3 separate regions of the Mus musculus genome follow, and regions 1 and 2 are each linked to region 3. Evidence: chromatin contacts called from ENCODE Hi-C or POLR2A ChIA-PET data. All regions are on one chromosome and are shown on one strand. Each heading gives the region's core, a stretch centred on a gene start or an enhancer-like site at or near the end of the contact. The rest is flanking DNA. Distances are from core to core; before and after follow the strand shown. Region 1 holds the start of Eif3d (eukaryotic translation initiation factor 3, subunit D). Region 2 has its middle 41 kb from the start of Myh9. Region 3 holds the start of Txn2 (thioredoxin 2).

Evidence for each region. Hi-C counts contacts between places; a loop is a spot of excess contacts on that map. ChIA-PET counts read pairs that join two places held with the same protein, here RNA polymerase II (POLR2A).
Region 1: a map of heart shows a loop between it and region 3 (4-fold over the local background). The contact joins the promoter of Eif3d here to the promoter of Txn2 in region 3. A Hi-C loop is called at or near these places in 16 of 37 maps with a recorded cell type or tissue (CH12.LX, T-helper 1 cell, adrenal gland and 5 more). POLR2A ChIA-PET finds 5 or more read pairs at or near these places in 4 of 5 experiments (Patski and embryonic stem cell).
Region 2: POLR2A ChIA-PET joins it to region 3 with 12 read pairs in Patski. The contact joins the enhancer-like site here to the promoter of Txn2 in region 3. A Hi-C loop is called at or near these places in 3 of 37 maps with a recorded cell type or tissue (left cerebral cortex, mouse trophoblast stem cell and regulatory T cell). POLR2A ChIA-PET finds 5 or more read pairs at or near these places in 5 of 5 experiments (Patski and embryonic stem cell).

What each region holds. Positions count from the first base shown.
Region 1 is chr15:77,969,459-77,972,158 of GRCm38, forward strand. It overlaps Eif3d (eukaryotic translation initiation factor 3, subunit D), which reads right to left and starts at 1,366. Exons shown (of 15, transcript NM_018749.2): 1 at 1,225-1,366.
Region 2 is chr15:77,881,426-77,884,148 of GRCm38, forward strand. No RefSeq gene overlaps it. Among named protein-coding and RNA genes, the nearest start is that of Myh9, 41 kb to the left of the region's middle. Within about 2 kb of position 1,474, at least 2 of the 3 ENCODE cell types and tissues checked have a DNase peak (open chromatin) inside an H3K27ac peak, as active enhancers do.
Region 3 is chr15:77,927,620-77,930,319 of GRCm38, forward strand. It overlaps Txn2 (thioredoxin 2), which reads right to left and starts at 1,375. Exons shown (of 4, transcript NM_019913.5): 1 at 1,288-1,375; 2 at 73-335. The coding sequence starts at 335.

The DNA of each region.
Region 1 (2,700 bases), core at 116-2,615, 42 kb after region 3:
GGACAATCCCGTGGGGCCAGTCCCATTTTCTGGGTAAGAAAATTTGAACACAGGCAGTGTAGCTTTGGCCCCGCAGTATATAGTATATACCACAGCTCATTTTAGGAAAGTAAAAGCTAATAGCTGTATAATCCAGGGGCTTGCTGGACACTTCCCATCAAAAACCAAAGCAAACAACAAAAGGAAAAAAAAAAAACCCATGCATTGACCACACACAAGAAACCTGAAATTGTCCACCATTAGAGCTCAGTAGCCTCTCCTCCTCCTCTGACACACGGAAGCTGGTGATACTTAGGTGACACGGACAAGAGTAAACCCAGGAGCTTCACCCTCCAAATATGAACGTATGCTAAGTTGTAGGAAGAACACGGGGTTGTGGGAGAGAGGGTGAGGTGGTGGTGGTGGGGTGTGGTGGCCTTCAAACAGCTGACATGAAGTAAGAGGCCCCAGGATGTTGGGGTGCTGTGCTGGACGCTTTACCACCGACTGCTACCACACACCCCATCTTTGAGACACAAAGCTAGCTCTGCTAACTTAAGGAGTCCATCTGCCCATCCCTTCAAAAAGTTTCCAAGGCTGTCTACTTAGGCCCGACCTCCTTCTGGTTATACTGTGGGTAGCTGGCAGCCTGACCACCTGGGGCTTTAAGCCATACCCAACAGGCTGCCCCCAAAGCAACTGTAAACTTGAGTTGTCACAAGTTCAAGATGGCTCAAGGCCTGATGTGCATCATCATCTATCTCCCTGGATGGACAGGGTTTGGTCCTTCGGCTACTGCACACGTGAATCAGAAAGAAAGCAGTAGGGGAAAAGTAAAACGGCGCGACAGCTGTATTGGCCACAATACAGTGTGGGTCACTGGGGACACTACAGGTGGGGGCCATTAACTCCTGGGCTCCGTTTCCGATCAGAGCTGGAACCTACTCTCAGCCCCCCATTTCGGAGCACAGAAACAATCTGTTCGAACCCCTAGAGGAGGCTACGTCGCCCCACAACCCACCCCACGGCGCTGAGCAGAGCGCCGAGCGAGGGATCCACACACAAGGTCCGGTGTCCTGCATTCTGAGTCGTGCCTGGGACCACCGGGGGCCAATTCCCGCCCCGCCCAGCGGAGGGGCACAGGCGACAGGACGTAAAGGAAGGCTCTTCCGGGAGCTCCCGAAGCCACGTCTAGCCCAGGCTGGCTCGCGAGGTCCGCAGGGTCCCACGAAACAAGCCGCTCACCTGCAAAAGCCTTCACGGGCCCGGATGGCGACAGATGGCCCGGGGAAAAAACTGCGATTGCCGGGATACTCCGAGGAGTCAAGGCAGGAGGGAAGATGCGCGCGCAGGGGCCGGTGCCGTAAACGGCGACCAGCGCTGTCGTAAATGGCCCTACCACTTCCTTCTTAGTCAGCGGAAAAATGTCAAGCCGTAAAGTGAGACACAACCGGAAGTGTGTCACAGCTCTCGGCTTTAAAAAAAAAAAAAAAAAAAATCCTCGTTCGCCCCTGAGGTGCCAGACACAAGTGAGGGGATTACGTCAGTGGCGTCTGGGGACGCCCGGAGAGGTTCAGAACTGAATCGTGGTCACGCTCGGGGCCAGAGAAGCCGGGGCGGGGAGTCGGAGCTGTCCCCGCGGTGTCCCATAATGCTTCGCGCCAGGCTCGCCTCCTCTGCCTCCCACAATGCCCCGCCGCGCTCGCTGGCCCCAGCGTGGTCGTCGGTCTGGCTGATCGTTATCTGGAGAGTGGCCCGGCGCGTTTCGTGTGCTTGTCACTTGTGGCCCCAACGCAGGGTGGCAAATGACCTGCCTAGTCCGGGTTGCTAGAGCTTCGGGGTGCCCGCTAGGACTCAAACCTTTGTCCCACAGGTCACAAGCGTCTTTCAACGGAGATTTCTGGTCGCTATTTTTTAAAGCAGATTTAGAGTGCCTCGCTCTAAATCGATATTCAGATCGGGGCTATCCAAGCTACGTCTTAATTGATCATCACAGTTCACAGGGTGCGGGTCAGTGTGACCTCTTGGCGTCTTCCACCCCCTGCAGCCGTCTGGAAAGAGACTCGGGATGGGCGTTTTTTAAAAAGCTGGTCCCTTCTGCCTGCTGTTTATGTTTCCTTGATAGTTTCTCAGCAGATCTCCTTGATTAGAAAATACATCTTTAAAAAAAGAAAAAAAAAAAACATCTTAGATACATGTGGTGTCCAGGGTCAGCCAAGTGTAGTTTTATGGCCTTCATATCTGACATCTCTCTCCCCTCCTCCCTTAATGAAACTGGAAATGCTAGATAATAAATTGTAAAATAAATGGTTGTCAAAGGACATTTCCACATTCGGGTCCTTACCGTGGATACCACTGGGATGAATTTGATCAGGTGATTTGGCCTCTACCTGTGTTGGAAATGGTAATGTTGGTGGGATTACCCATTTCACTAATTTACCAATGAGCTTGCCTTCCCGTTTCCCCAATTTGTGTTCTCAGGATTTGGTGGGTCCTGCTGGGTCCTCGTCATTAACTTAAATTTCCCACCACATTGGGACTAGCCTGTCTGTGTTGTAACTTCAGCCGTACCTGAGTGCTGTCTGCCCTCATAGTACCATCTCCCTCATTGTTCGAACCATTCATACTCCCAGTGGGTTGCTCCTCAGGATGCTCAAAGCTCTTCCCACACTTCCGAGGGAAGATGTGGCCTGACATCTCCCTGCCCTTCTGAACAACCTC
Region 2 (2,723 bases), core at 224-2,723, 46 kb before region 3:
GCTGCGTAGTGCCGATTGACACTAGAAAACACACCCTTGGTGTGAGAGGGAGAGGAGCCTGAGAAGGGAGCCTAATGACCAGGGTGGGAGCCTTGTTGCTCCCTGGTGACAAGAGAATCCTGGTGTCTTAGGGTTTTCATTATCATCATGGTGGGAAGCATGGCAGCATCATGGCAGGTATGACGCTGGAGGAGCTGAGACTTCTACATCTTCTTCCAAAGGCTTCCAGAAGGCTGTTTTCAGGTAGCTTGGAGGAGGGTCTCAAAGCCCAACTTCCTCCAACAAGGCCACACCTCCTAATAATGCTACACCCTGAGACAAGCTTATCAGACCACCACAGCTCCACTCAGAACCTCTGTTTCTTCATCTCTTCATCTAGAAGATGACTCATGCCCCGTTGGCTTCTTGGTTTGTGTAAGGATCAAATAACATTAACTGTGTGATTATGTTCCGCAGATTGTAAAAAAAAAAAAAAAAAGTCCCCGTAACAGGCTTTAATAAGGCGTGGCTCTGGGTCATTGGCATGAGTCAGCAAGTGAGGGCTAAATTGTGGAGTCAGGGTGACTCCCTAACACTCTCTGCATATGGTTCCTGGAGGCTCAGGGTGGTCCTGTGAGCTGCCCAGAGTCTTACTGCTTGCAGAGCCGAGTTTAAGGCCCTTAGGTAGAACCAAGACTCCCAGACTCTGCCCCAGTATGCCTGCTCTCCCTATCCTTGCCCAGAGCAAGCTGCTGTGCATCTCACTGCAGAGATCTGAGTACCCACTGACCCCTTTCTGATTACAGGGCCATCCTGAAACCTTACAGAAGGGTTTTAGAAGTTGGCTTATCTTTTCAGTCAGCCTCCCACTAGTAAACCACCTTTCCAAAGCACAGAAGCTCTGAAAACCAGACACTCGACAAGGGACACTCGTCACTGTGTCCTCTTGGAGTCCACCTGGCCTGGCCCTGCAGACCTGCCTGGCTGCCTAGCTTCCTGTGGCCTCCCCTCCCCTCCCATCTAAGCCACAGCCCTGAGCCTCCTTGTCTCACTGATCTAGCCAGGCTGGTACTTTTCCCTTCCCCTTCCCCAGGGGTACCGAACCTCCTGCTTAAATTCAGACATTCTGGTGTCCGAACGCAGCTTTGCACTTATCTGCTGTGTGTCCTTGCATAAGTTAGTTACCCTCTCTGATTTCACCTGTGATTTATGCAGTCACAATCACAAGGCTGTGTGAGGATATATGCTGGTGTGGCTGGCTAACGAAGTGCCCCACCCTGTGCTTGAGCTCCAGGCTCCCTTTCCTGAGGTCACAGCATAAGTGACCCTCTATCACACTCCCTGACGCTGCCTTCACTCTCCCACTCGTATAAGGATGGAATACCCCCTTAATGCCAGACTAGCCTGGACATTTGGAGGAGGATAGCCGGCATCCGGCCAGGCCTGTTCTGTGGATGACCCCCCTCCCCCTCTTCCTCCTCCAGCTCCCAACTCCCAGGGCTCGATGGGGTCAGACCTCTTCTGGCAGGCCCGGGGTTGCCCTGTGCAGTTCTGAGGGGCGACTGACCAACAGCAGGGAGGGCGTTGAGAGCCTGGGAGGGGTGTCAAGTTCCTTCTTCACACGGCTCCTGTGGGTCTTGCTGGTGCTGACCAGGAAGAAAAGCCCAGCCCTCTTCACTGGGAATGCGAAGAATTTCTTAGCCCCACTAAGAAGGAAGGGGCCGAAGCCTCTTCTCCCAGGCTCCAGAAGGAGCCAAATTGTTTACTAAAACCGCAGCCTGGAGAGGTCCCAGGGCACCAGGGGGTCTGGGGAACTGGGTAGGTTTTCTGGGTCTGACTCTCCGTAGGGGAGGAACCAAGAAAGTCAACCAGTAGCGGGGGTGGGGTGGTGGGGTGGGGTGGGGGTGGGGGTGCATGGATACCTAGGAGGGAGGGCAGCAGCTCTGTCTGGTTTCCCCGGCTCTGGGCTGGTCTCATGCATGCAGACAGCCTGGGACTCTGACTCTCCTAAGTCTCTTCTCTCTTCTTCCTGCGTCCCTTGCCTCGGGCTTCACTAGACACACGCCCCCCCCCCTTCATGGCCTCTGTTGGCAGCTGAGAGGCCATCCATGGTCACTCTGGTCAGTCCTTACCTGTCCCCCTGGTGTGGGGAGGGGAGGTTTGCTCTCCTTGAGGGCAGGGCCTTGTCCTCTGCAAAGTCCCTAGAGCCCTGTGGAACCACAGGGCTGGTCAGATGACTCTGCTTTCCCAGAAACTCTGCATCCACTCTCTTCCCCTGATACCCTGCGTCCCAAACTTTGTTCTTCTTCTCTGTCTTTCCATCTCCTCCCTGGCCTTCCTCAACCTCGCAGCCAGGGCCGCAGTACTGACTCCAGTGTTTGATCAGCTGCCTGGCGGCAGGGAGGTGGGGAGCCTGCACTCTACTGCCTCTGACCCACAGCCAAGGTCAGCAGGGCTAGCCTCCAACCTCTGGAGTCACTCTTGAAACACAGGCCCTAATCTAAGGGCCCAGGCCTTCTGGACTATTCTTAGACTGTCTTCCCTTTATCCGCCATGGCCTTGTTCTAAGAAGTCTCCCACATACAGACCCTGGAGGTCAGTTTCCCGGGGCTCAGGTATCAATCAGTCAAGGGACTTGGAACCAGTGGGTCACAGAGACAGAGACGGTAGGCATGCGGGTAGAGGACCAGAGACAGCAGTGCACTGGAGCATGTGATGCAGGACTTGGGGGAGTGTACTGGCAA
Region 3 (2,700 bases), core at 125-2,624:
TAGAGAGCCATAGTGAGCCCTCAATAAATACTTAAGTAAGACCCTCCATCTCTTACTGTCCCCAGTACTCACTGTGCATGAAAGTCCACAACAACTGGTGTCTCACTGTTGACAACTCTGTCTTGAAAGTCAGGTCCATCCTGGACGTTAAAGGTCGTCAAACAGACTCTGGTGGTGTGTACTGTCCGGGCTGGGCTGGGCATTACTGTTAGACCACCAGCATTGTACTGAGGGGTCTGCAGGGTCTTAGAGGTGAGGGAAGCCCACACACCCTGAGGAGGCTTCCTGGAGATGACTGAGGTCAGGAACCTCCCCAGGAGGAGCCGCTGAGCCATCTGTGGGAGCAAGAGGCAGGAAGAGCTGGGGCCATGCAATAGGAAGTCAACACACTAGGAAAACAAAGAATTCTGGAATAATGAGGTGTTGGGAACATACAGAATTGGAAGCAAGATGCATGGAAATACTGTAATATATGATTTTCAAAGGCCAGGTGTGGTGGGGCCCACCTGTCAATCCTCCTCCTGGGAGGCGAGGCAGGTGATATAAGGCAAGGTCAGTTTGGGCTAGACAATAAAACCTGGTCTCTAAAACCTCCCCACGACAACAAAAAAAAAATATCTAGAGGTGAGTAAGGAGTCAGCATCACTGAATAGACGTTAAGTTAGAAGGGCAGAAAAACTGGGTTGACAGCCAAAAAGAAATCAAGGCTGAGGTGGAATTATAAAAGGTCAATGGAGGGAGGGACAAGGCTCAAGTGCCTTACATCACTGTGTATAGCCCAATGCCCCCCCCCCCCACACACACACACATCACTGGCTCTCTCTGATCAACTCTGAAGAAACCTTATAATACCGTCCATACTCAGGGCAACAGGTAGGTTAAGTGCCATGCCCAACGTAGGCCAGTTTTTAAAGTACAGCTAATTGGAACCCAAGGCCGTCTGTAAAATTTTTATCAGTCATTCTTTTAAAAAAGTGTTTTTATGGGAAATTAAGGAAAGGGAAGCTGTCGAAGAATGAGCGAAGAAGACTCCCAACTACGGAAGGAGGAACTGAGAGGCGTAGGAACCGGCCATGGGGTACCAAAGTGAAGCGGGTGGCATGTGTACGGAGGGAAGCCCAAAGAATGGACACGTGTTGGGGAGGGTGGGGGACAGGGAGACTGGGAGCACAGGACGTGCAGCTGCCAAGGCCACCTCCTCCCTCTAGGGGCATCCCCCTGCCGATCGCCTTCCTGCAGAGAAGCGCGCCGCCAGCCCGGCTCAGCCCACCCCGCAAGGGCTCCTACCTCCCGGCAGTGCGAGCAGAGGGATGCAGAGCCCAGCCGGCCTGCCCGTCAAGGGCACTCCTGTTGTCACTTCCTCAGGGGCAGGTCTAGCGTCATTTCCGGGAAAGACTATGCGGACGACGTTTCTCTGCAACTTGGGGGCGGCTCGGTTTTTTTCACCAATGAGGAGGACGGAAAAATGTAGGGCTGAAGGGGCGCGACCGGAAGGAATGGGATCGTGGAGGAGGGACCGGAAAATGTGTGGGACCAGTGAGGGAGGAGATGGGTGAGAGGGCGGGAAGGAAGGAGTGGCTTTGGAACAAGCTCCTGCTGTGTTGCGCCTCTTGGCATTGCCCACCCTTGGATCTGAGCTCTGGAAAGGGCTGGAAGGCTGTGTTCACTTTAATGCCGAGGAAGCTCTGTTCTCGACAGAAGCTTAGTGTTAAAAGGAAGAGATTCCCGGGCTGGGGTTATGGCTCAATTGGATTCCTGTCTAGCACACCCAAAGCCTGGCTTCTCAATACCAAGTAAACTGGGTGTGATGGCACACACCTAATCCCAGGACCCCGGAGGGCTCAGGAGTTCAAAGTCATCCTCGATACTTAGGAACTACGTGAGATCCGGTCGTGTGTGTGGTGTGTGTGTGTGTACACATGTCGCATTAAGGGGTTATTCTGCCGTTTTTGATTCTTTTCTGCCCAACCTAACTTCTTATGATTGAGCAAGTCCCTCTGCCCCTAAGGGCTGGCGGTACTTCTAAAGCCCTTACCTTTTGTACTGTCATGTCTTACTTTTTGGAACTGTCAAGGAAGCACTATCCAAGGTAAAGTGTAGGGCTTTCTCTCCATTCCCACTGGCATGAGTGACTGAGGTGTAAGTCCCTCATTTATGCATATTGTAACCAGTATTCCAGCCCCTTACGATCGGGGAACACGTTGCTGTCCACCTTCCCTTCCATACCTTTGCTCACTTTGAACTTTGTCTCTGGGTACTTAGAACACCTGCTCACCTTATCTTCTCTGAATAGTACTGCTTTCTTCTCACTAGCGCCTGCTTTATAATCCTCCAGAACACATGGACAACGTCTCTTTCTGAGAGTAGGGACTTGTGGTTGTCTCATCTGCATATACTTAGCGCCAACCTGGTACAATGCCCAGCACAGAGAGGCTGTTCAATAGACACTAAGTTGAGAATCTTTGCGCACCTCAGCAAGTGGTTTCTGTCAGAGGGGTTATGTGATGTGTCCCAGCAGATGGACTCCATCTACCACCCTATTTTAACCCACTCTCTCAATAATTAGTGGTTTGCTGAGGCGTCTTTGTGTTCTACATCTGCAGTTGTGCCTGGAAGGCTCTCCCAGAGCTCTCTGAGAAAAGTGCTACTAGGTACTAGATTCTGCACTGTCTCTGGGTCCCTTTTCTGTCTGCTCCAGTG